3 separate regions of the Mus musculus genome follow, and all the other regions are linked to region 1. The links are chromatin loops, found by intact Hi-C in ENCODE. Cell type or tissue: heart. All regions are shown on one strand. Region 1 holds the start of H4c1 (H4 clustered histone 1). Region 2 holds the start of Zfp322a (zinc finger protein 322A). Region 3 holds the start of n-TSgct5 (a tRNA gene).

Evidence for each region. Hi-C counts contacts between places; a loop is a spot of excess contacts. Peaks named below come from ENCODE experiments on the same cell type or tissue, not always from the same donor. Only the 100,000 strongest peaks of a DNase experiment are listed, where the experiment ranks them.
Region 2: it touches region 1 in a loop (3-fold over the local background); 4 of 42 quality-filtered maps call a loop at or near these places.
Region 3: it touches region 1 in a loop (4-fold over the local background); 7 of 42 quality-filtered maps call a loop at or near these places.

Annotation. Positions count from the first base shown.
Region 1 is chr13:23,757,246-23,765,245 of GRCm38, forward strand. H4c2 (H4 clustered histone 2) reads left to right here. Exons shown (of 1, transcript NM_178193.2): 1 at 1-141. The coding sequence ends at 87. H4c1 (H4 clustered histone 1) reads right to left here and starts at 4,004. Exons shown (of 1, transcript NM_178192.2): 1 at 3,550-4,004. The coding sequence starts at 3,912. The coding sequence ends at 3,601. It overlaps H3c1 (H3 clustered histone 1), which reads right to left and starts at 5,141. Exons shown (of 1, transcript NM_013550.5): 1 at 4,640-5,141. The coding sequence starts at 5,108. The coding sequence ends at 4,698. It overlaps H1f1 (H1.1 linker histone, cluster member), which reads left to right and starts at 6,423. Exons shown (of 1, transcript NM_030609.3): 1 at 6,423-7,167. The coding sequence starts at 6,472. The coding sequence ends at 7,113. In heart, no CTCF peak of the experiment used is centred here; DNase peaks (open chromatin) are centred at 4,116, 4,786, 5,096 and 6,466; H3K4me3 peaks cover 5,704 bases; H3K27ac peaks cover 6,954 bases.
Region 2 is chr13:23,365,097-23,373,096 of GRCm38, forward strand. Zfp322a (zinc finger protein 322A) reads right to left here and starts at 4,112. Exons shown (of 5, transcript NM_001111107.2): 1 at 4,039-4,112; 2 at 3,024-3,109. The region is part of intron 3 of 4930586N03Rik (RIKEN cDNA 4930586N03 gene); the gene reads left to right. In heart, no CTCF peak of the experiment used is centred here; a DNase peak (open chromatin) is centred at 4,205; H3K4me3 peaks cover 2,910 bases; H3K27ac peaks cover 2,196 bases.
Region 3 is chr13:22,046,131-22,054,130 of GRCm38, forward strand. n-TSgct5 (a tRNA gene) reads right to left here and starts at 4,637; the gene lies at 4,556-4,637. In heart, a CTCF peak has its summit at 4,999 (motif pointing left); a DNase peak (open chromatin) is centred at 4,941; H3K4me3 peaks cover 2,443 bases; H3K27ac peaks cover 2,028 bases.

The DNA of each region.
Region 1 (8,000 bases):
CACGCCAAGCGCAAGACCGTCACCGCCATGGACGTGGTCTACGCGCTCAAGCGCCAGGGCCGCACCCTCTACGGATTCGGGGGTTAAGGGACTAAAGCGATTTTCTTAACTGTTACAAAAGGTCCTTTTCAGGACCACTCACTGAATTCCTTAAAAAGCTGTGCATTTTGCTCCCTCACCCTTCCCCCACACTGGCAGCGGCCCTCACTAATAGCTTCAGCTTTAACTCAGGCTGTGGATAGTCAGCATAGTTGAGATTCCCCACCCCCACCCCTCCAGGCTGAATTTGTGCACAAAGTACAGCCTCACCTTGTACAAATTGTTAAAAGTAGGACACTTCAAGGCTCTTTTCTCAGGATTGGTTCAAGGACGGTTAAACAGTCTTGAAAACCTGGAATTTTGGGGAAAGGTGTTAGAACCTCTAGGTTCAACGACTCATTACCACCGCCTGAAAATAACCTTGGGTAGGTGAACAAAGGTAACCATCCAGATGAGAATTTACTAAAGAAACAGGCTCATCGGGTCCTGGAGGTAAAAACAATTGAGTAAAGAGTGAAGCTTTGATACACATGATGTTTTCTTGACCAGCCCTTTCAAACAGTTCATTAAAACAAATATTGACATAAAATCTACATCGTATTAATTACTACAGGTAATGCCAGGATAATATAAAATGTAAGGATGTGTAATACAGGTTATTTTGTATATACCACTGACACCATGTACAGGGCTTCAACATTTTCATATAGTGGTATGGGTCTTTAATTCTGTTCCCATGAATTTTGACAGTCGACTAAATAGTGAAACTAAATGAGATTAATGGCATAAAACACAATGTAGTGTAACATTTGTAGCGTGAAGAAACAAACTGATTTACATCCAAAACGAAGTTTTAGCCAACACACTACACACTGACCAACAGCTGTCATCCCAGTACTCCAGAAATGGATGCAGAAGTCAGCATATGTTCTGTGCCATTCAGAGACTCAGAAATGATAGTATATGCCAGTATGTGTTATATACTCTTAGTTCTTGGACCCTTTCATCAGCCCTAGAACTGCATCTTGTTAACAATGGAACACTAAAAAAAATACACAATTGTTGTTAATAGCACAGGGTAGAACTATTCAGGCATTTGTGATTAACTCTCTTTTCTGTAGCCTCTTTGTTAAAACACTTTTCTTCCTGCTATAACGCATAGGTACTGTAAAATAGTTTATGTTCAAATATAACTCCATGGCCTGCTTGAGATGCTAGAACCAACCATCTTGCTGCAGTGTCAAAATCTATAACAGTGTCTGCTTCTTGCCACTCAACATCCCAGCAGAATTAGAATTTTGCTCAAGTAATTCTGAGTTACCATACTAGTCACAATAAATAGTGCTGCCTTAAAAAACACAGTTCTCATTTCAAATAGAATTAAGAGATGTTTTACTTGAGAGCTAAATATGAATGCTCATGGCCTAGGAACACAAATTCAGATTCTTCCAAGTACTGTAGTTTGCTTTGGGAGTGTTCCATGACATTTTACTAGTTATACTTGACTTTTTTTAATATTATTGTTTTAGATGGTTTGCCTACATGTATTTCTGTGCCTCTTTTATGATTGGTACTCAGAGACCAGCAGTGGGAACTGGGACTCCTGGGACTGCAGTTACAAGAGATTTTGAGACACCATGTGGGTGCGGGTGCGGGTGCGGGTGCTAGGAATCAAATGTAGGTCCTCTGGAAGAGCAGCCAGTGCTCTTAACCACCGAACCATCTGTTCACTCTTCTTTTATCTTTTAAATTTTACATTTAAAAAATTATTTTGTGATCTTGTGTGTGTGTTAGTGTACACATACGAAAGCATACGTGTGGGTATCAGAGGATAACTTAGGAAAATTGAGTCTCTCCTTCTAGCTCCAAGAGCTTAAATTCAGGTCTTCAAGCTTGGCAGCAACTTTATCAGATAAATCATGTCACTGAGTTCTTTTGTCTTGGTATATAAATCATGTTAGCCTGGAACTTACTATGTAGCCCAGTCTCATCTTAAATTCATGACCTATATGAAGGGTTTTTAAAGTGAATATACATCATGAATCATTTTATGCACATCCCCAGGCAAAAGCCACACTATGGTGCTGCCATAATTAATTCCTCAATTAGGAATGACAATTGGTAATGTAAGGAAAAGTGAGAGGTTCCTATCCACAGTAGAGGTCCACCAAGGAGATATATATGTTAGGAATATTTTGGAAAAAGGCCAAGCCACCTTAAAGGCCCACGTGATTACTGCGATCCAAGATCTGCATCTACATGACATTTACTGCTCATGAGAATCCATTGTTTTCTGCTGGCCTCAGGGAGCGGCTGGCACATTACCTAATAGCAAAGAAATACCTCCCAAAGGAATTTAGAGGAGGGATAAAATGATCAATCACCATCAAGAGAGATCACATTTTCTTGTTCTTCTGTCTGCTCTCCTCCTGAAACTTTCCAGGATGTATTATCCATGAATTATATGCATTAGTTTAAGATGAAGCTATGCTGAATAGTTCATTTTTCTACCAGAAATTCACGGTTGGAAAACAGGAATTCCCAAATCAAGGAGAGATACTTAGACCTAGCTAATAGCGACAGGATGAGGTTCAAAACTCTCCTTTTTAAATGATGACTAAAATAAAGACAATCGAAAGAAAAAATACATAGACAACAAAACCACAAGAAGATGAAGATGGAGGAGGAAGGCAAAAAAGTGCCAGCAAGCTGGGTGTGGTGGTAAACAGTAATGCTAGAACTTGGGTGAAGGATCAAGTTGTCTAGGCCATTCATTGCAGGAAAAGTTATTTTCCTATTTTCAGTCACAAAGTGAGCTCACATCCCCTTCACCTGTGCTCTCAAACTGTCACTGCTTCACCCCAAAATTGTAGCAGCTTTCCTCAATCTGCCTACACTGGCCAATCACATTAACAAAAATCAGACTACAGGAAGCTATTCCAAGAACACCCCTGCCTTTACCAACCTTGGCCACGGGGTGAAGCTGTAAAGGGGGTCATGAAATGGAAGCTACTATACTTACACGGCATTAGAGTTCTCAAATACAATGCCATTTATCTTAGTTGTGTAATCACCATGTTAAGACATGAATCCGCTGGGACTCTGCCTGTTCTGAGAAAGAGAAACAAAACAAAACAAAAAACAATTTTTGCCATTGCATTGTTGGCAAAAAGGCCACATCTCAGGGCAAATGGTTGAGAATTATGAGGAATGTTTAGTTCTGCCTTACATGGACTTTACTTGAACCCCGCCCGGACTTACAGACGTTTTTAATGTGGTTAGATGAGAACCATGCTTAACTGCTTTCCTATCCCTCACTCAGGCTTTCCTCAAGGAACAGAGTTTAGCTGCGCACACTTAATAAGGCAGTATTTCTTTTCCAAGAAAATGGTGCAAACTTGACCTTACAATTCTCCAAAGGCACTCAAGGTTTATTTACTCAATTTCTCTATATTCTGAGATGCCCAAGCTGTTAGGTGGTTCAGTATTACAGCGCTTTTTCAGGGAATGTGGGCGGCCCTGAGAAGGGCCTTTGGTTAGAAAATACAAATTAAAAAAGTCTTAGCCGCCGAATCCGTAGAGGGTGCGGCCCTGGCGCTTGAGCGCGTAGACCACGTCCATGGCGGTGACGGTCTTGCGCTTGGCGTGCTCCGTGTAGGTGACGGCGTCGCGGATCACGTTCTCCAGGAACACCTTCAGCACACCGCGGGTCTCCTCGTAGATGAGGCCGGAGATGCGCTTCACTCCCCCGCGCCGGGCCAGGCGGCGGATGGCGGGCTTGGTGATGCCCTGGATGTTATCGCGGAGAACCTTACGGTGGCGCTTAGCGCCGCCTTTGCCCAGGCCTTTTCCTCCCTTGCCGCGACCCGACATGTCTTAGGAAGAATGGAAAATGGAGTCAGAGCTGAGAGTCGGTCCTTTATATAGCTGCTTGGCCTTGATCTCCCACCCCCAACAGAATCACACAAACGAAAACCCGCCCGCCGGACGGTGACGTCATAAACCCCGCCAATAAGACCTGGCGGGAAAGAACCGAAAGCGCCCGGGCGGGAAAGTGACGTCACAAATCCCTCCCATCAACCATGCCCCGAAAGCGCGCCGGCGGGAAAATGACATCACAAACCCCGCCCCTCAGCCAAGACCCGAAAGCGCGCCGGCGGGAAAGCGACATCACTGATCCCTCCTCTCAGCCATGCCGGGAAAGACGCAAAAGCCCGCCGGCGGGAAAGTGACTTCACAAATTCCGCCCCTCAGTCACGACCAGAAAGCGCGCCGGCGGGAAAGTGATGTCACATATCTCGCCCATCAGCCCCGCCCCGAAAGCCGGACGGCGGGAAAAGTGACATCACAGACCCCTCTCTGGATCGGAGCCCTATAAGGACCGAAAGCCTGCGAGTAGGTCACGTCAGAGATCCGACCTGTACACTTTACGCATATTCCACGGGTAAAACCAGACAATCAGTTGACCTATTTTGTACTTGATATCAACTTTGGGCTGTTATAAACTCAAGTTTTGGGGAATATCCACCGTTATAGACACTAGGGAATATATAGGTTCGTTTAAGGATGGAGTAAATTACAGCCATTTTACTTGAAATCGTGTGTGGCTCTGAAAAGAGCCTTTGGTTAATTCCGTAGAACTGTACGGAACTGTACAATTACGCCCTCTCCCCGCGGATGCGGCGGGCCAGTTGGATGTCCTTGGGCATGATGGTGACACGCTTGGCGTGGATGGCGCACAGGTTGGTGTCCTCAAACAGACCCACAAGGTAGGCCTCACAGGCCTCCTGCAGAGCCATGACGGCCGAGCTCTGGAAGCGCAGGTCGGTCTTGAAGTCCTGCGCGATCTCGCGCACCAGGCGCTGGAACGGCAGCTTGCGGATCAGCAGCTCGGTCGACTTCTGGTAGCGCCGGATCTCGCGCAGCGCCACGGTGCCGGGACGGTAGCGGTGAGGCTTCTTCACGCCGCCGGTGGCCGGGGCGCTCTTGCGGGCGGCTTTGGTGGCTAGCTGCTTGCGCGGGGCCTTGCCGCCGGTGGACTTGCGAGCGGTCTGCTTAGTACGAGCCATAGCAAAAACTAGAAAGCAAGCTGGTGAGCACTTGGAGATGGTGAGTTCAGAACTACTATTTATAGTATGCAAAGGATAGTGATTGGATGAAAATACTGGTTATCTGTGACGTTTAAGACTCTGATTGGTTTATGTTTAAGAACTGCAGTTGAGGCTAAGGTAGTCTGCCGCGGTACTTATTTTTGTATGTGTGTGTTTTAAAGTAAATGGAATAAAATTCCAGTGACTGTTATCTTCTACAGCACATCTGCTTCCAAACACATTGCAGCTTGGACTTAGTGGCATTGAAGAATAGAGAACAATCTTGTTATCTTCATTATTGAAATGTAACAATGTGACTTCTACATTGAAGGAGAGTAGGCCAGATTCTACCTTTTGATTGGTTTACTGCCTTTCGTAAATAGCCACTAAAACAGCAGATTTAGAACTCTTCATTTGCGTGGAAAGTCTCCATTTTGTTGCAACCCACACTGTAAAGAAATGGAGAGAAACATGGGAGTAAAAGTACAGACGTCTGACTCGGGTTATTCTGAGCATTTCTTCATTAAATGGCTGTACTTGTATGGATGCTTTGAGTTCTTGCATTTGGAGCTTGAATTTTCAAAATACTTTCACGCATTTTTGGCCAGATATCACTGATACGTTCGAAAACAATTTTTTAACTATAAACTATAGAAATCGTCATACCATGTTAGGATTGCACTTTTAAATTCTTTAAAAAAAAAAATGGGCAAGACTTTCCCAGAGCTATTGTGTACTTGCATATCCTGGGAAAAGTCGTGTCCTGCCTTTTCTCTTTTTATTTGAGCCACTACTGGCTCACAATATGAAATCACTGTCGCAAGCTGACACTCCTTAAAAGAACACTAAGCCTCTTGCATAACTAAAATATAAAGTAACGATACATTGCTCCCATTACTGCCAAGAATCAATACTGAAACCCGCAGAGAAGGCCCACAAGCTGGCTTTCTGGGTTTTAATTGACTAATTTACAGCCACCTTTCACTAGTTGAGCTCCTTTTTGATAGGCATCTACCACTTTCTGATGATAAAACAGGAGAGTACAAGGAGAATCTGCTGTGGTTGAAATTCCACCTCAAGCAGCCAGCCGGAGAAGTTTTGAGGCCGCCTCCTCTACCTGCAAAAACACGAAGCTAGGTCGGTGGAATCGCAAAGGAGTTAGTTTCTGAAATCTTGCAGGCAGACAGGCGCACGGGAGGCGGGGCCTTAGGGTCCAGGGGGCGGGCGTTAGCATTCACCAATCACAGCACAGCACTGCTCTATAAATACTCCGTGCAGGGGCCTTGTCTTTCTACTTCTTTTCTTCGTCTTGGGTATAGCTGTTGTTTATTCATCAGCAACCATGTCGGAGACGGCGCCAGTCGCTCAGGCTGCTTCTACTGCCACGGAGAAACCTGCTGCTGCAAAGAAGACCAAGAAGCCGGCAAAAGCTGCCGCTCCTCGGAAGAAGCCCGCGGGACCTTCGGTGTCGGAGCTCATCGTGCAGGCAGTTTCTTCTTCCAAAGAGCGCAGTGGCGTGTCCTTGGCCGCGCTCAAGAAGTCGCTGGCTGCGGCGGGATACGATGTGGAGAAGAACAACAGCCGCATCAAACTGGGGCTGAAAAGCCTGGTGAATAAAGGCACACTGGTGCAGACCAAGGGCACCGGCGCTGCTGGCTCTTTTAAGCTGAACAAGAAGGCTGAGTCCAAGGCCATCACCACCAAGGTGTCAGTGAAGGCGAAAGCATCCGGGGCTGCTAAGAAACCTAAGAAGACTGCTGGGGCTGCAGCTAAGAAGACTGTCAAGACTCCGAAGAAGCCCAAGAAGCCTGCAGTTTCCAAGAAGACTTCCAAGAGCCCCAAGAAGCCGAAGGTGGTGAAGGCCAAGAAGGTAGCCAAAAGCCCTGCCAAGGCGAAGGCAGTGAAGCCTAAGGCTTCCAAGGCGAAAGTGACAAAGCCAAAGACCCCAGCTAAGCCCAAGAAGGCAGCGCCCAAGAAAAAGTGAACAGTTGGAGGCTTCTTCTATAAATAACCCAACGGCTCTTTTCAGAGCCACCAACATAACTCAAAGAGCCTGACACTTGTTTCACACTATAACAACTGCATTTGGGTACAAGCCTGGTGGGATTTAGGCATTATTAATTTCCCCCAGTAAACTGACAATTTGGGTCAGTCTAGTTTCTAGTTTTATTTCCCTGAGATTCTGGGAAAACAGCCTTGTTAGCCCTGGGAGGCGCTACCCTCTCCAGGTGTGGTGGATAAGCTCTCTATGGTATGGTAGTGCAATGGCCTGGGTGCCTCAACCAGATAAGGTCCTATTTTGCCAATGAGGATGAGAACTCAGGTGCTTGATCAGTAAGAGTGGGCTGCAGCAAGGGTTCACATGCAATAGAGTTTTTTTTGTTTTGTTTTTTTAGGGGGGGGGGGGGGGCCCGAGACCGGTTTCTCAGTGTAGCCCTGACTGTCCTTGAACTCACTCTAGACCAGGCTGGCCTTGAACTAAGAAATCCGCCTGCCTCTGCAGTGCTGGAATTAAAGGCGAACGCCACCACGCCCGGCTGCAATAGAGTTTTTTTAATTCAAGCCCACCAAGACTGTTCCTTACAGGAATGCTAGGTGCTTGGAGGCTTGGTTTTGTGAGGAAGTGGTTATCTCCCATGTACTGCAATGTTCACAGGCAGCTCTTGAAGCCTTTATTGATTTTTGCTAAGTAGCCACTTTTGTCCCTGCATTGATCCTCCTTCCTCCAAAGAGCTAGAGTTAACGCCCCACACCGTGATTTGCTGGGCTCCCTTATTCTGAGCTCAGTTTTTAAATTATTGGGGGTGGGGGGATTGTCTGGAAGTTGAGGGGCAACTTGAAATTGGTTCTCTTCCACTACTTGAGTCCAGG
Region 2 (8,000 bases), 390 kb before region 1:
ATTGTTAGTTCAAGTGGGTACTGGTAACCAAACCTGGGTCCTTTGAAAATGTCCTTAACAGCTGCGCTGTCTCTCCAACTCCAAATGTAAATTTTTAAAGATATTTTTTGTTTTGGTTTTTCAAGACAGTTTCTCTATGTAACCCTGGCTGTCCTGGAACTCTCTCTTGAGACCAAGCTGGCCTCAAACACACCTGACATTGTCTCTCAAATGCTGGGATTAAGTGTGTGCCACCACTCCCAAGCATTCAACTGTAAAAATTTTAAAGTGCAAGCAAATGCTGTAGTTTGTGTAAGAAATCAGAAATTTAAAAAATCCTATTTAAAACTATATTTTAAAAATATTTTTAAAAATGTACTTATAAACTTTGTCAAAAATAAATTAGGAAAAAATAAGAAACTAATGTTAATGTCTTATTTGCATCATCACAAGATAGGTGAAAATGGGATCAAAACCTAAGAGGACAGAACTGATGTGAACCAAAGGATGAAGTGCCATATTTCTCTAAGAACACATTTCTACATACATATATACTTAACAGAAATAAATGGGTGGCCTGGGATAGGTCTCTGTAGTGCAGCATATGTAGGGCCCTAGGCCCTTATCACTAGCAGTGCCAAGGAGCTGCAAAATGACACATGAAAGCAAATGACACCCGAGTGTGATGACTCACATCTATACTCCTAGTACTTGGAGCATGAGAAGAACTGGTAAATATTTGAGGCTAGCCTTGGCTATAAAATTCCAAGCCTGCTTGGCCTACAAACTGAGACCCCATTTTAAAACAAACCAAAAGACAGTTCATTTCAAACAAATAACATGAACACCCAAAAGTAGAAAAAAAAAAAAATAACTCTTACATAGTATGAGACTATATAAACTCAAGCTAAAGACAATAATTATTTTTAATTTTCTTTTACCTTTTTTTAAGAAATTGGCTCATTATATAGCTCAGGTGGGTCTTGTTTTCTGATCTGCTTGCCTAAGACTCCCACCCCAAGTACTTCAATTAGAGGTACACAGCCTCCCAAACTGTATATACACAATTACTGAACCTTATTTATGGGGCTTTTCCTCATAGTACATACTAGTTAGTATGTATACCAGAGTTGGATAAGGGAACATAGATTCCCCTCAGTTACAGAAGGAAATTACAAATAGAAAAGAACAAGATTAGAATGAACTCTGTACTGTGGTTAGCTGGAATTAAAGGGCAGTATGAGAATGAGGTCACAGTTTGTACTGTCTAGAGAAGCTGTACAATGTACACATGAAAAGGGTTTTCCATCCTAGTAATGTCAGCTCCCAAGCACAGCAATAATGCACATATTAAATACTAAGATTCTAGGTTCTAGATACCATTCATCACTGAATGCAATCAGGAGACATGGTAGATATCATGATTTGCAAAACAGCCTACAATATCTTTGTTGAGCTAAAATATAGAAATGTTCAAACAAAAATACAGTATGTTGTTCTTTAACTGTCTCATGGTGATAGGGATTGAACCCAAAGGCTGCACACACATCATACTCCACCACTGAGCTATATGCCCTATCCTTTTTACACTTTGAGAAAGGTCTTCCCTAGGTTACCCAAGCTAGTTTTGTAACTTCCAATCCTCCTGCCTCAGCTATTTAACTGAGTTTGCTCATAGTTTGGGAAATGAATCAGATTATCTTATTAAACTACCAGCCCAAGACATCACAACTGCTCTCAGTAGCCAAGAAATTATGATGCACAAGAAAAACAAACAGAAAACCAATTTTAAACCAGGAAACAATTTTCGTATGCAAATAAAATATGATCTGGCTGTCAGTCTTCAAAACAGAATATGATACTTCCCACACATTTACAATAAAATCCAAAGTTTTACTGCCCTCCATACTATGGAATGTTTGCCATTTTCATCCTCTCAGGCACCTCAAAATATGTTGTTTTTCTACTTTAGGTAGAAAATCCTCTACTTTAGGTAGAGGAACCACTGTTCCTCAATGTAGCTTTCTCCATTATCCGATTTAAGTAGCCTGAAACTTACTACCTAAAAAAGCAACACACCTTCATGGCCCTTCACACCACCTTACAGCATCACTATCCAACATTAAGAGATGTACTTTATGTACGTTCCCTTGTCTGTCTCTCCTACTAGAGCATAACATCTACTATGGTTAGGGTTTTGTCTTTTGGTTACTGCAATATCTGTAACATTTAGAATGCATCTGTTAAACAATTAAAAAAACAACAAGTAGCCAAGTCTCAGACTGAAAAAGGAGTATCATTATCCTTGGGTCTCCAATGTGCATCTGGCAAACACAAACCCATCCTCCAAATCCTTACTCCAGGCTACTGTCTCTAACATGCTTCCTTTACCCCTCCTAGGAAGGGAGGACTTCTGGTTTTTGTTTTGTTTTGTTTTTTTCACGAGCAACACCAGACTCCATTTCATAAGCGAAGAGCAGACAAAAGTTCAAATAGACAGGCTAAGCAACAAAACTTCAGAGCTCAAGATTCTTTTCGGTTAAAGGATATATGGGATGATCAAACAGTAAGTATTTAACGTATTGTCTTAAAAACCATACTTGCTGTACAGCCTCAGACCAGGGGTTGCCTCAATTTTCATTGATTACATGGATTATGGACATTTAATCCTCCCAAGAACACTGTAAAATCAAATATTACCACCATCTTACTGATAGAAAACCTGTTGCTATGACAGTTACCTAATTACACAAGAACTCACAGGCAGTTAAGTAACAGAGCCAGGTTTAAATATCCATCCTAGAGCCTGTCTGAGCATTGGGCACACTGCCTTCTTTGTATGGTAAATCAAAAGAAGGACAATTGTTGCAAATCTGCTGTGTATGCCTGTTAGAAAAATAGGTGTACTGAAAGGTTATCAAAGGGCCACTATGTTAGTCACCAGAAAGACCCTTTTCCTTTTCCCAAGTATGTTTTACCTTCTTTCTTGTCCCATCCCTACTCCAAAATTCACATTTATATAGAAACAGATGTATGCCACTTACCTTAACAAGAACCCAACGATTTATTTTTTTCAGATCCACAAGGTCTCTAATCCAGAAGTACTCATAATATTTAATTCTTCCCTCTCCTAGAGGAAAAAAGCAGCAATGTTGAATGAGCATGACTGCAAAGCTTACATTTTTCCTTTTAACAGTAGGCCATTTAAATAATGTCCCATGCACTCTCCAATCCTGACATCATCCTTCAGCAAAATTTTGCTCATTCTAATGTTTCCGTTCCTCCTTCAAGAAGCCGTTTCTTTCTGACCTGCTCTACACAAAATAACAAGAATTCTTCTAGCTGAGAGATTTTTAAGTTCAGAACAAAGCCCTGGGCCTTGTTTTTCTTGCTGTTAAGACGGGGAGAGTCTCACGTAGCTTAGGCTAGCTTCAAAATCGCTAGGCAGCTTAAACTGGCTTTTAATTCCCTATCCTCCTACCTCTACCTCAAACGCTCAGGTGACTGATAGGCGCATTATTATTTCAACTTCTGAGATCAAGGATTCATTCCTCGTGCACTAAAACCTGTAGGAATACGATTCATGAATGCAATGTTACACAGGACCAAGGCTGCTAAAAATAAATGACTATGGAATGCTTTGAGCAAACAGATTCTGCAGATTCCGGGGAACTCAACTAATCTCCGCCCTTAAGGCTGGGGGAGGGTCCCCCCAGTGCCCATGGTTGTCTAGACATTCAGGAAGGCTCCAGACTGCATTCGAGCCTGGCTCCATTACTACCTCCAGGACAGTCTCACAGGTTTCTCCTCCCAACTTTTCGTTGACAGCGACAAGAAGGGCGCCGCGCCTGGCCCGGACCCCTCTCACGGCCAAGGACCTCGAGGACCCGCTGAACGCTTACTCCGCCGCCCAGGGCGGCACTTCCGGTGACTGGACCCTCAAGCCGGAGCTTCCGGGGCCGAGCACTCGGCGATGGCCGATTCGGTCCCACGGTCTCCTAGGGAAGGAGAGTGGGCCGAGATGCTGAGAGGTCGGCAAGCCAACCGCCGGATACCAACCTGGAGAAGCGGTCCCCGCACACCACAAGGCCAAGACAAACCGCTCTCACCAGCAAGGACAGGGAGGCGTAGCCACGCCCCGAGGCACGTAACTACCCCTCATAGGGCTGCACCGGGATTCCGGGCCAATAAGCACCGGACCTCCCGAAATGGGCGGAACCTGAGCGCGCCTGCGCCCTGGCTCTTTCGCGTCCGACAACTACCTTTTCAGCTCCTGGAATTTGGGACTGCAGCAGCTCCGGTACCCACTGAATTGAAACCGTGCCCTGCGCCCGGTACTGCGGCTCTGAACTTCTGTTTTCTTTCTCCACGGCTGTTCAAATCAAGAGTTAGGAGTAGTGTCTCAAGGATAGATGCAGCGGACTCGGTTTTAAATACCTTGAAAAGCCGGAGAAGTGGAGAATTACAAAGGCTCTTTGGTGCTGTCACTCATGCCAGCAAACTATGAGAAGCTTTGAATAGGCAGCGGCGGCGTGGCCTTATTGCTGGAGAAAGCTGCGGGGAAACCGTGTTGAAAGGATTTCTGTCCTTTCTGATTGCGATTCTAGGCTGAAGACAGATTCAGAAAAAAAAACAAAAAACAAAAAAGAACAGTCAATATTTTCCCTACTTGAAAAAAAAAATGTATGTAGGCTGGCGAGATGGCTTCTGTCGAGAGTGAGGAGCAAAGAGTGCTTCTTGCTAAATAAAACCTCGCGACCTGAATTTGATCTCTGAGACCAATGTCAAAAGCGGAAAGAGAGAACTAACCGTAAAAGTTGTCTTCTGACAGGCATACACAATAATAAGTATATAATACACACACACACACACACACACACACACACACACATATATATATACTATACACATACACACATGTATATAACAAAAACCCTCACATGGGAAGTGAGTACTAGAATTCTCTGGTCTGGAGAAGAACTTGGATTGGCTGTTAAATTCTAGAGTTAGGGTCTGAGGATGGCAATTATGTATTCTGAATTCACTAATTCCTGTTTTCAGAATTTGCAGAATTTCTGCAGCTTATTTTAAATTAAAATTTTAAGACAAAAAATCCCACCAGTGTCATTCAAATATTTAAGTTTTTTTTCTTAGACTTATTTTCTATGTATGGGTGTTTTATCAGCATATATGTGCACGTGGTGTGTGCGCGCGCACTCTAGGAGGATGTCAGATCCCCTGGAACTGGAATAATGCATGGTTTATGAGCTACCATGTGAGTGCTGGCTGGAAAATGAACCAGGGTCATCAGCAAGAGCAAGTGGTCTTAAATGCTGAGCCATCTCTCTAGCCCTAATTTTAATATTTAAATAACTTTTTATTAACTGTTTTTAGTGTAAGATGTACCAAACACAATTCGAATCACACTATAGAATGAGCTGTGTATGGCTATATTAGGAAGAAATGTACACATGTTATTGCAGGAGAGTATGTGTTTATGCCATCCCCTTCAGCTATAAGAGTGTTGAGACAATGGACTCAAAGGATTGGAATTGTGATAGGAGTCTTCTGCTGAGAACAAGGAAAGGACTAGGGCCTTGGCCAGTGGGAGAGTTAGGGCAGGATTTCACACAGTCCTGACTGTGATGAGTGGGGCTACTTATGATTGTAGCTACCAGGACTCCTTACTTATGCACATCTCATGACCTTTAAAATATTCTGAACGTCGTGTTAGTGGTTGAACCCCTTTACTTACTCCTCTTCCTAGTGTGACCATATTGAGTAAACCGCTTTCACTGCTTTGTCTTGCTTGTCTTTTTGACAAATTGAAGACAGGTAGCTGAGCCTAGCTTGGTAGAGCTACCAAGGTCCATGCATAGACTCTTAACAGCCACTGTAAACCGGAAGATTAACTTGCCGACTTATACATTTAATAACGGGAAGCTGATTTGAACCAGAATCAATTACTGGAGCCGCCGCCATACTTATGGCTACCTCAGAGTATTGTGGGGAAGTGCTGGACAGCACATTACGAAGGTGTGATAAGTGCTGAGCCACTTTAGTCAAAATATTGGCCCAAGCAGAGTACTTAGTGCACTCAGTTTCTGAACATTCGTTGCTATTCTCTACGTCATCTGGCATTACAATACAATACAAATACACAGGCCATCTCAGCCCTGAGCTGGCTAGTCTCATGCTCACATTCTAGGATGAACTGCAGATGTCAGCCGTTTCGTTGTAAAAGATGGTGTGGGAGCACAGAGATGGGGGCACTTGGCTTGCATTCTGCAAGAAGTTCAGAGAAGAATAGACAGTTAGGCGTGACGTAAAAGATTATAAGTATAAATAAGATGAAAATGAAGTGGGATGGAAACAAGCCACAGTTATTTCAAAGAAGCAAACTTCATCTTGAAAGAAATGAGAAGTACAGGCCAGAAGGAAGGTGCCTCTGTGGATAAAGATGCCTGTTGCCTAGGCTGAAAACCCAAGTTTGATGCTCAGTACTTAGGAGGCAGAAGAACTGACTTCCCATGCTGTCTTCTGACCTCCACACTTGTATGGTAGCATGTTTGTACCACCCCACCCACACACCACATATGTACACAAAGTAAATGCTTTAAAAGAGAATTAACCCCGAAATTTCAAGCATACTGCAGCAGCCTAGTTATATCTGAAGTTCAAACATTTTTTAAAGTTTTTTTTTCTTTGTGTTTTCAGTTTTAGATGCTGAGACAAAGATAATAAGTAAAATTGACTTTTGCTGGCAGGGTCAGATACTACAAAGAGATCAGGTGAAGTAGACTCCTGGGTGATGTTTGGATGGTATATACTGTGAGCCATGTTTATATGGTATAGACACTTGTGTTCCAGGCACCTTATCAACCCTGTTTCTCTTTGTTTTCTAAGTTGCTGAAGCATCTGAGGTTTTCCACTGACACACAGAACAATAGTGCACAAGTATCAAATTAATTTGGTGAACAATTAATTTGCAGGTCCCACTTAATTTTAAAGTAAATGAACATTACATTCTACTGTATAATATAGCCAAGTACTACAAGTAGAAAATTGTAAAAGTCAACTTCTACCTTTAAAATAAAAATTGAAGCCAGGCATAAAGGCACACACACTTAAGCGTAGCACTTGGAAGCTGGAGGCAAGCAAAACTCTATGAGTTTAAGAACAGTCTGGCCTACATAGAGAACTCCAAAACAACAGGGCTAATAATAATAAGACCCTGTCTCAAACCAAACCAAACTGGCTGTGGATAAAGGTTTTTAAGCAGTTGACCACCAAAGACTTGGCAGGAAAGATCTCAGGTTAAGCATGGGTAAAAGAAGATATATATTTGTTAGCCCAATCATGAGTGCAGACTGCCTTGCAACCATGACCTTATAAAGTTTAAAGAGGCCAAAGGACAATCTATTAATGTTAAACATTCAGTCTCATCTAATACTCTTGAGGGAAAGGAAATGTTTTGTACAGCTTGTCAGTCCCCATTCCTAACAAGCAAGTATGATTCATTTGGACAACTGTAGAAGATCAGAAGGAAGACAGGTGTTTGGGGTCCAGCCAGTTGTCGTTGACTCAACAGTGAGTTCCCTGTCCACTGTAAATCACTAAGTTTAGTTTTAAAGAGGAGCACATGGGGTATAGACAACAGTGGTGAATTTCCATGTGCTATTTAAGGTCACACAAAAGCTGGCTGTGAAAATGGGACTTCATCCATCCACTTCAGAACTGAGCAAGTTCATCTCAAAATATCCTCCAAAGCCATTGTTCTGGGTCAGGTTGGCTCGCTGACTCTGTGACAGGAAAAAGGAGGACAATTAAAGAACACACAAATAAAGCCATGATGTTGTCCTTAATGTCAGCTAAAAAAGTCAATAGAAGTTACTGCTTATCTCACAACATAAAGATATTTATAGTAAAAACAGATAATGTGATGCTCACTTATAAAGAAGACAGGGCTTTCTACCTAGATGTCTCTCAACCAGTAACTTTATTACAATAGTTGGAACAAA
Region 3 (8,000 bases), 1.7 Mb before region 1:
CTCAAATAGTCTCTTTGTACAGAAGAGGATTTATGAAGGATACGAATAGCAGTGAATTAATTGCCCAAGGCCACATGGTTACAGAGTATCTTATCTTTGTGTATGTGCGTGTTGCTTTTTTGTTTTGTTTTTGAGACATGTTCTCATGTAATCCATGTTGGCTTCTAACATGTTAAGTAGCTGATGCTAGCTTTGAGATTTTCCTCTGAGTACTCAGGTTCGAGGCATGTACCACCCTGTCTGGCTGGGAGAAAGATTTTTCAAGCCACTTAAGTAGCTCCAAATTTTTCATGTTAGCCCCAGGTTCATGTTATGCCCAACTGTATTCAACAACCAAGATTTTTTGGGGGACCTGTATTCAATTAAATATTCAGTACCTTCTAGAGGCTGTTTTTACAAGAAGCCTTATCAGACACTTGGACAAATAGTTTTTGGTAGGATTAGAACTACGTGGGGACACACATTCTAATTCCACTAAGACAGCCTCTCTTGCTGACCCAGCAGTCCTCTTGAGGCACCAACACAGGGGCAACAGTGCCAATCAATGTAGGAAATAAGCCATTCTGTTTCTTAAACTCCTGTGACATGGCAAGTTGCCAGTGTTGAAGGAGGTGACTGGTAGTTTGTGTGGTGGTGATAATTATAGTTTCAAGGTGATTTAATTTGCCCTATAATATTTCATTTAAGACATACAAACACAGTAATGAAATATTGATATGCACACATTTGAAGTGTTTGACACATCAAAAATAAGACTAGAAAACAAATGACAATGTTTCTGGAAAATATTTCTCTTATGTAAAATTGAAAAGGTTTTGTTACAAATCTCTTCATCAATATTCCAAGGGCCTGAGGATGTATTTCAGTTGTATAGTGCTTCCCTAGTTTAAACAAAGCCCTAGGTTTGACCCACTGCAATCCAGACACAAGCTGAGGTGGCACACATTTGTAATTCCAGCATTTGGGAGGTGAAGACATGAGAACCAGGAAATCATGGTTCCATTTCATTACTTAATGTTTGAGGCTAGGCTTGGCTATATGAGATATTATATGTAGTCACAAAAGGTTGTAGTTCTCCCCCTCCCCCCCAGCTCATATATTATGAAGTCAAAATAATACATTTTGTAACTCTTGAGGAAATGGAGAATTCTCAAGTGTGAAGACTGCTTCTCAGCTGGCATCTCTTGGTTTCCTCTTCTGCTGCTGGTTTTCAAGCAGTGGGTTGTAACTCCTTTGGGAGTCAAACAACCCTTTGGTAGGGGTAGTCTATTAGATAGCCTACATATCAGATATTAACATTGCCACTCATAACAGTAGCAAAATTACAGTTATAAAGTAGCAGTAAATATAATTTAATGGCTAAGGGTCACCACAACATGGGGAGCAGTCTCACAGTATTAGTGTAAGGCAAAACAAACTGAAGCCATTTTGAATAAATCTTCCGTTATAGATAGGGGTCGACTGAATCCTGGTTGGAAAGTTGAAACATAAACGCTAGGCAAGTCTGTCCCTGCCAAAGTTGAATAAATCAACCAGGGACAACAGGATAAGTGAAGCACAAAGGAATGTTCCCAGGAAAGTCCCCTATTCCTGAGTCCTGATTGGTGAAAAAAATGTAACTGTAACTTTGCACAGATGTTTGTCATTTTTCACCACAACATTCTGTAACATCCTCGTTCCAGGAGTGGAATTGGAAGGGGGGTGGGGTGGAAGGTGTCTCAGTTCAGCTCCCAAGTCAGTTCTGTGGCTCTGATCCATTGGTAGTGGCTTGATTACAATAAACTTTTCTTTTCTGCATTGCCCTGGTGTTTGAGTTGTGTTGGATCTGAGTAGACCCCACAACATGAGGAAGGTTGAGACCCTAGCCCCTTGTGTAATCTCACAAATTAGGATTAGACATCCTTAAGCACTTCCAAGGAATAAAATGCACTGGACATGATAGCCAGAGCCAGGCTGAGAGGCTGCAAACAGGCAGTTTGGAAGACTAGGCCTACGTTTCTGTTTCCCAGGACCAAGAACGTGGATTCAGGAACCTGTGGCCAGCCAGCCACAGCTTTGGTCAGCCAATACGAGTATACTACATCATCTGGCCTGGAGCAAGGATAGGTAGCCAGAATGAGTAAGGAACCATCCTGGGAAGTCTCCAGAGCCCTAACCAATCAGACCCTTATAGACAGAGCTGATCAGTCAAGGTAAAAGGGAACACACCCCTCCCTGGAATTCCCCTAACTGACAGTAAAAGCTGGGCCTTTGAGTCCACCGGGGGTCTCCATTCTTAAATGAGGAGACCCCTGCATGCAGGAATTTCTGCTGAATTTCTGCTTTTTGCTGTTGCAAACTATTTGAGTCTGGGGTATCACTCTTTGGCAAATCATGGACCCTTACAGCCTGTTACTCCTTAAGTTAGGTCATGAGTGAAAGTGATCTTTGTCCCTGTTTCTGTGTCTTACAGCTTGCTCGCTCTTATAAAACAAGTCACTACATTGTAAGCTGCCTGCATAGAACTCAAATGACCTTCAGTGGAGGTGGCCTCCAGACCACAGCTATCTAGAATACCTAACATCCTGTCAAAAACCAGGTCAGCGATTATGACCAAGCCAATCCTGCTGCACTCCAGCCAGAGCACAGCTAACACTTCTGCTGCTGTCACATGAGCTTTGGGAGGGAAGCTGAGGCAGGAAGGGTCCAGCTAGCTTACCCTCTTTTTAGCATTCTGGTCCTCAGAAATTGGAAGATAATAAATATTTTAAACTGTGAGGTTTTAGTTATATAAATTATGGAGATGGGTAAGCATTAATGTTAAGAGTGAAACATTGGTGATAAGAAAATGTAAAGAGGTGGGTGTGGTGCACACGCCTTTAATGTCAGCACTGGGGAGGCAGAGGCAGGCAAATCTCTGACTTGAGGTCAGTCTGGTCTACAGAGTTCCAGGGCAGCAGAGTGAAACCCTGTCTCAAAAAACAAAAAAGAAACAAACCGGGAAAAAAAAAAAAAAAACTGCAAAGAAATGATGAAAGTTTAAGTTGGGTTAGTGGCTGGCTTGGAGGAGGCTCTAGATGCCTTTGTGAAGGTTATGCAGGTGCTTGCCTTGAGATTGCTTCATCTTTGTGAACTGTTTGGCCTGTGTGGTGTTTTAAAACCAAAACTTAAAAAGAAAAGTCTGCCATGTGTGGTTGCACTCACCTTTAAGCTGGAGGCAGAGTCAAGCCCAAGGCCAAGTTGGTCTACCACAGTGCGTTCCAGGGTTGCAGGGGCTATGTAGAGAGTTCCAGTCCCAAACAACAAAGAAACAATCAACAACAACAACATCTCTAAAAATTAAATATAAGCCTATTGTGTAAAACAGGAATTTCATAAATGCAAAGAAGTAGACGCTGTTCTGAGATAATTACATGGCTATTTTATATTAGCATACATTTCAGTGTATTTTTTAAGTTTATGATTATTTAATAATTTTTCAGTTTTCTCAAACTATGTATATTTTGAAATTTTCAAACATGCATACAATGTATTTTGATCTCACTACCCCATCTAAATCTTCTCAGAAACGCCCTCCCCATACATGTGCCTTTCATCTTCATGATTTAAAAAATCATTTTTTTAAATTTCTTTAATCTTTGATCTAATTTGTTCCCTATATACACGTGGTTGTGGGTCATACGCTAGTGGCCCCTCCCATTCAACAAAATGTGACTCTCCCCAGCACTCAATCATCAGCTGGGGCTGCAGCCTCTGTAGCCTCTTTCCCCCTCTGCGCTGGTATTTTTAAGCGCTTTGATCTTGCGCGGGTAACCACAGCTGCAGAGCATCCACGCTGTGGCCATTAGGCAGTGTTTCACAGCAGCCCCTCCCCCCACCTTAGCATCTCTTCTTACATTCTTTTTCATTGTTCTAACAAGATGTTTCCTCAGCTTGGAGGAAGGGGAGCTAGTAATCCTAAAGACTGGTAAATTGATAGTAAATGAAAGCATGATTAGAAAATGGAATTTGCAAGATGCTAGCCACTCTTAGTAGATCCTCCAAAATACATGTGAAAATACAGCCTATGTTTCATTATGTACAAAGTATCTAAGCAGTAATGATTCCAGTCTGGTATGATGGTTCTCGTGTGTGTACGCGCTCTGATCTTTCATTTTTCAGTGCTCGTAGTCATGTTGATTTCTAAAAGAGGGACTTAATGAAAATGCCAAAAATGAAACTAAAGTAATAGAGTGAGGGAAAGAACGGACTTCAGCTTCATCTGGGTCTCCTTTCCTTGCCCTTCTTTCTCTTCTCTCTGTTCTCACCTCGATTTTTTAGTTTTTCTTACGGTGGTCAGGAACGAATTCACCAGGAGAAAGTGCATTAAAACAATCATCCAGACACTTCGCTCACAGGTGACACCAAGCGAAACACAATGGTTAAAAGCCAAACAGAGCATAGTAAGACTTAATATGCTGAAACCACGCTGATAGAAGCAAATGAGAATTGGGTTCATAGTTAAATGTAAAATCTCTGACTAGACTTGAATTTACAATTACGTATAGATCTTCATTCTTAAATAAAAGACCCAGACCGACGAGGATGGGATTCGAACCCACGCGTGCAGAGCACAATGGATTAGCAGTCCATCGCCTTAACCACTCGGCCACCTCGTCAGAGCATGCAGAAGGAGCCACGTGGCTCGGTCAGAGTTTAGAGGCGCCGGGCCACAAGGTAGTGCTCACTGGGAGCAGTCGTGGACATATGGCTTGTGCGTAGAGGAATGACCTAGAAAGGAAGAAAATGTGAGGGGCGAAAAACCCCAACAACAAAAAACAACAACAAAAGGAACTGGGATGTGCGTGCTTTCGCTGCATTCAGAAAAGTCGTGATCTGGACGGGAACATCCGGAAGGAGCATCCTGGGCGGTCCCTCCGAGTAGAGGTCGGAGGATGTGGCGGTGCAGAAGACGGTGGTGGGCGTGGCTAGGCGGGCGAGACAGAGGTGGGCCATGCCTCGCTGCCCGCAGCGCCCCCTGGAGCCCGTGACCTGTGCGGATTTCCACCCCGGTGACTCGCCGCAGATCTCCGGGGAGCTAGTTCCTGGAAAAGTGGTCGCTGGATTAGAGTAGACAGTACTCAGAATCCGCTGTTTTCTTCTTATTAGGACTTGATCCCTGGCGTCTTTTCCCAGGCCGTCGGCACGGAGAGACCTTGATTTCTGGCTTGTCTATCCCGCATTTGATTTTCAAAGGAACGTGGTGCTTGAGAAAGCACGGGCACACATAAGCACACACAGGCACACATGCACGCGCGCGTGAAGAGAGGAACAGGCAGAGGAGGGAGACAAGGAGGATTCTGGAAGGAAAGAGGTGGATATTACAAGTTAAGACGTTTTTGTTTGTGATAGGAAATGGATAATGAATAGAATAGAGATAATGGATAGAAATTACTGACTAATCCAAACCATAAATGTTCCTTTGAAAATGAGTTAAAAGCAAAACGTTGTTTTGCATTGCTTTTTGTGTTGTAGAGACAGGGGTGTAGCCTGTACTGAACTCAAACTGGTGACAGCCCTCGTGCTTCAGGCTTCCCAGTGCTGGAGCCACAGACCTTCCTGCGTGTTTCCTCCCTCCCTCCCTCCCTCCCTCCCTCCCTCCCTCCCTTCCTTTTTAATATTTATTTATATTTACTTATTCATTTATTTGTTTATTTTTGTGAGTGTAAATGCGGGGGTATAAAAAAATGAAAAAAGGGGCGTGGGATCTTCTGGAGCTAGAGTTGTGTCACATGACACGGGTGCTGGGAACTGCACTCGGGTCCTATGGAAAAGCAAGAAGGCTCTTAACCACACAGAATCTTTTCTCTAACATCGGAAAGCAAGGTTTTTAAGGGAGAGATTTCAGAGGAAAGTACCAAAGGTGACCAGGGAGTTACATTCATGGGTCAGATGAGGAAGTTAGTAGCTGATCACCCCATGCTTAAACTGAAAATGGAAGGGACAGGTCAGAGGGATGTCTCACAGGGTCCTGGCAAATCAGTCACTGCTGAACATCAGGGGTGGGGTGAGGGGAGTGGGGTGAACAGGTGCTAACTGTGTTCAGTTAGGATTCTCTTCCTTAAGGGTGCACTAATATCTTTGTGCTTGTTTTTGTGAATTCAAGAGTCACAAAGAATAGTTATTTTCTTTTTCCATGAAGAGCCTTTACGTTGCGGCTTTGTGGCATGACCCCTTGGTTCCAACAGTCCTGCCTCAGCTCTGCAGCTTCCCATGGTCTTGGTCTCGGGGCTCAGTCTTACTGTTTTGTTTTGTACCAAGAAGAACCTATCCTTTACTCTCTTCCAACAAGTAATTTTCTTCGTGGAGCAGTCGTGACCTTTCTTCCTTTATCTTAGCAGAATCCTTTTCTTATACTTTACTTCTCACTTTAAATGTACATTTAAAAGTTCTGAGCAGAGCTAATTGCACGTTCTAAAGTTTCAGTTGCTTCAAAATATATGTAAGTGGTCTTCTTTTCCTTTAGTAGTGGCAAAGATTTTCACTACTTGGAGTTAAAATAATTTATTAATTTATAGACAGGGTCTTTTCTGGCCTGCAACTTGTGAGCTGGGATTACAGGCATTTGCTCCCATTTCTGTGTTGTTGTTTTTTTTTCCAAGACAGGGTTTCTCTGTGTAGCCCTGGCTGTCTTGGAACTCACTCTGCCCAAGTGCTGGGATTAAAGGTGTGCGCCACCACTGCCCGGCTTCTGTGTTTGTTTTTGTATGTGAGGCTGCACTTATGTTTGCATGCAAGACGAGACTAGAGGACAACTTTAGTGTCGTTTCTTAGAAACCGTCCACCTTTCTCCTAGAGACAGGGTTTCACTGGGACTTGGAGCTTTCCAAGCAGGCTAGGTCGCAGTGATTAGATCCACCTGTCTCTTCCTCCCCCGCACTGGGATTACAGGCACATGTATGCTCGACAAAAACAAAACAAAGCAGCAGCAACAACAACAGCAACAAAAGCAACAACAACAGCAACAAAAGCAACAACAAACCAAGGCAAGGGCTCTGGGTTCTACTCAGGTCCTGATGCTCAAGGCTGGGATCTATGTGATGCTGTTGGTTGGGGCTGAACTTCCCATAACCTGTTCATCTCTGCATTGTTTTTGTTTTGTTTTGTGATTTTTCCCATTTGCTGTAAAGAGAAACTTCTTTGATGAAGGGTGTTACCTGCACTGATGTGTGTATAAAGATAAGATTTATTTATTTATTTATTATATGTAAGTACACTGTAGCTGTTTTCAGACACCCCAGAAGAGGGTGTCAGCAAGTTTGTCCCTCTCTAAGAGACAGACGGACATGCAGTTAAGATTCTGTGAAAAGTGATCATCCTGTCAGACATGGTACAGGTGAGAACAGCAGCTTGGAGAAGCGAGATGTTTTTGGTTTGTGTCCTCATAGAAACCAGAGAAGCTCTTGCATCATTCTTATTCTTCTAAAGGAAAAGAAGGAACACATGCAAAGACCTCCCCTCCCCCCAACCCCAGCCCCCCAAAGGCACAGGCTCCTAAGTTGGGAAGCCTGGTGCTTAGCCATCTTTCCAACCTGTGGAACATTCCTTTTGAGATCAGGCTCAGCAAGTCATATGTCTCCCAAACCAAACCAAACCAAACCAAACCAAACCAAACCAAACCAAACCAAACCAAACCAAACTAAACTGAGCAAATGAGCTTCTGAGGGAAATGTTATGCCCTAAGGAGGAATATCAAAGAGTGGTCAGGTGTGCTCACTTCAGCAGTAGGTGAGCCCTGCAGGGCTGTATTTGAACCTTCTGGGTTTGTAGAGTTCTTGTTTTCAGTAAACTGCTGCTGGGCTTCACTTTCAGTTCTCAGTGTGTGTGGGAGAAGGAAGTCCCCCTGCAGAATCTTAGCCCCTTGGAGTACAACTCTCCCTCCCTCCACAATTACTACAGAGTTGTGTTTTAGAGGCTGTTTCAGACTTAATTAAAATTTAACTACTTACGTAACAAACTATAGAAATGATCCTTGAAGGAAT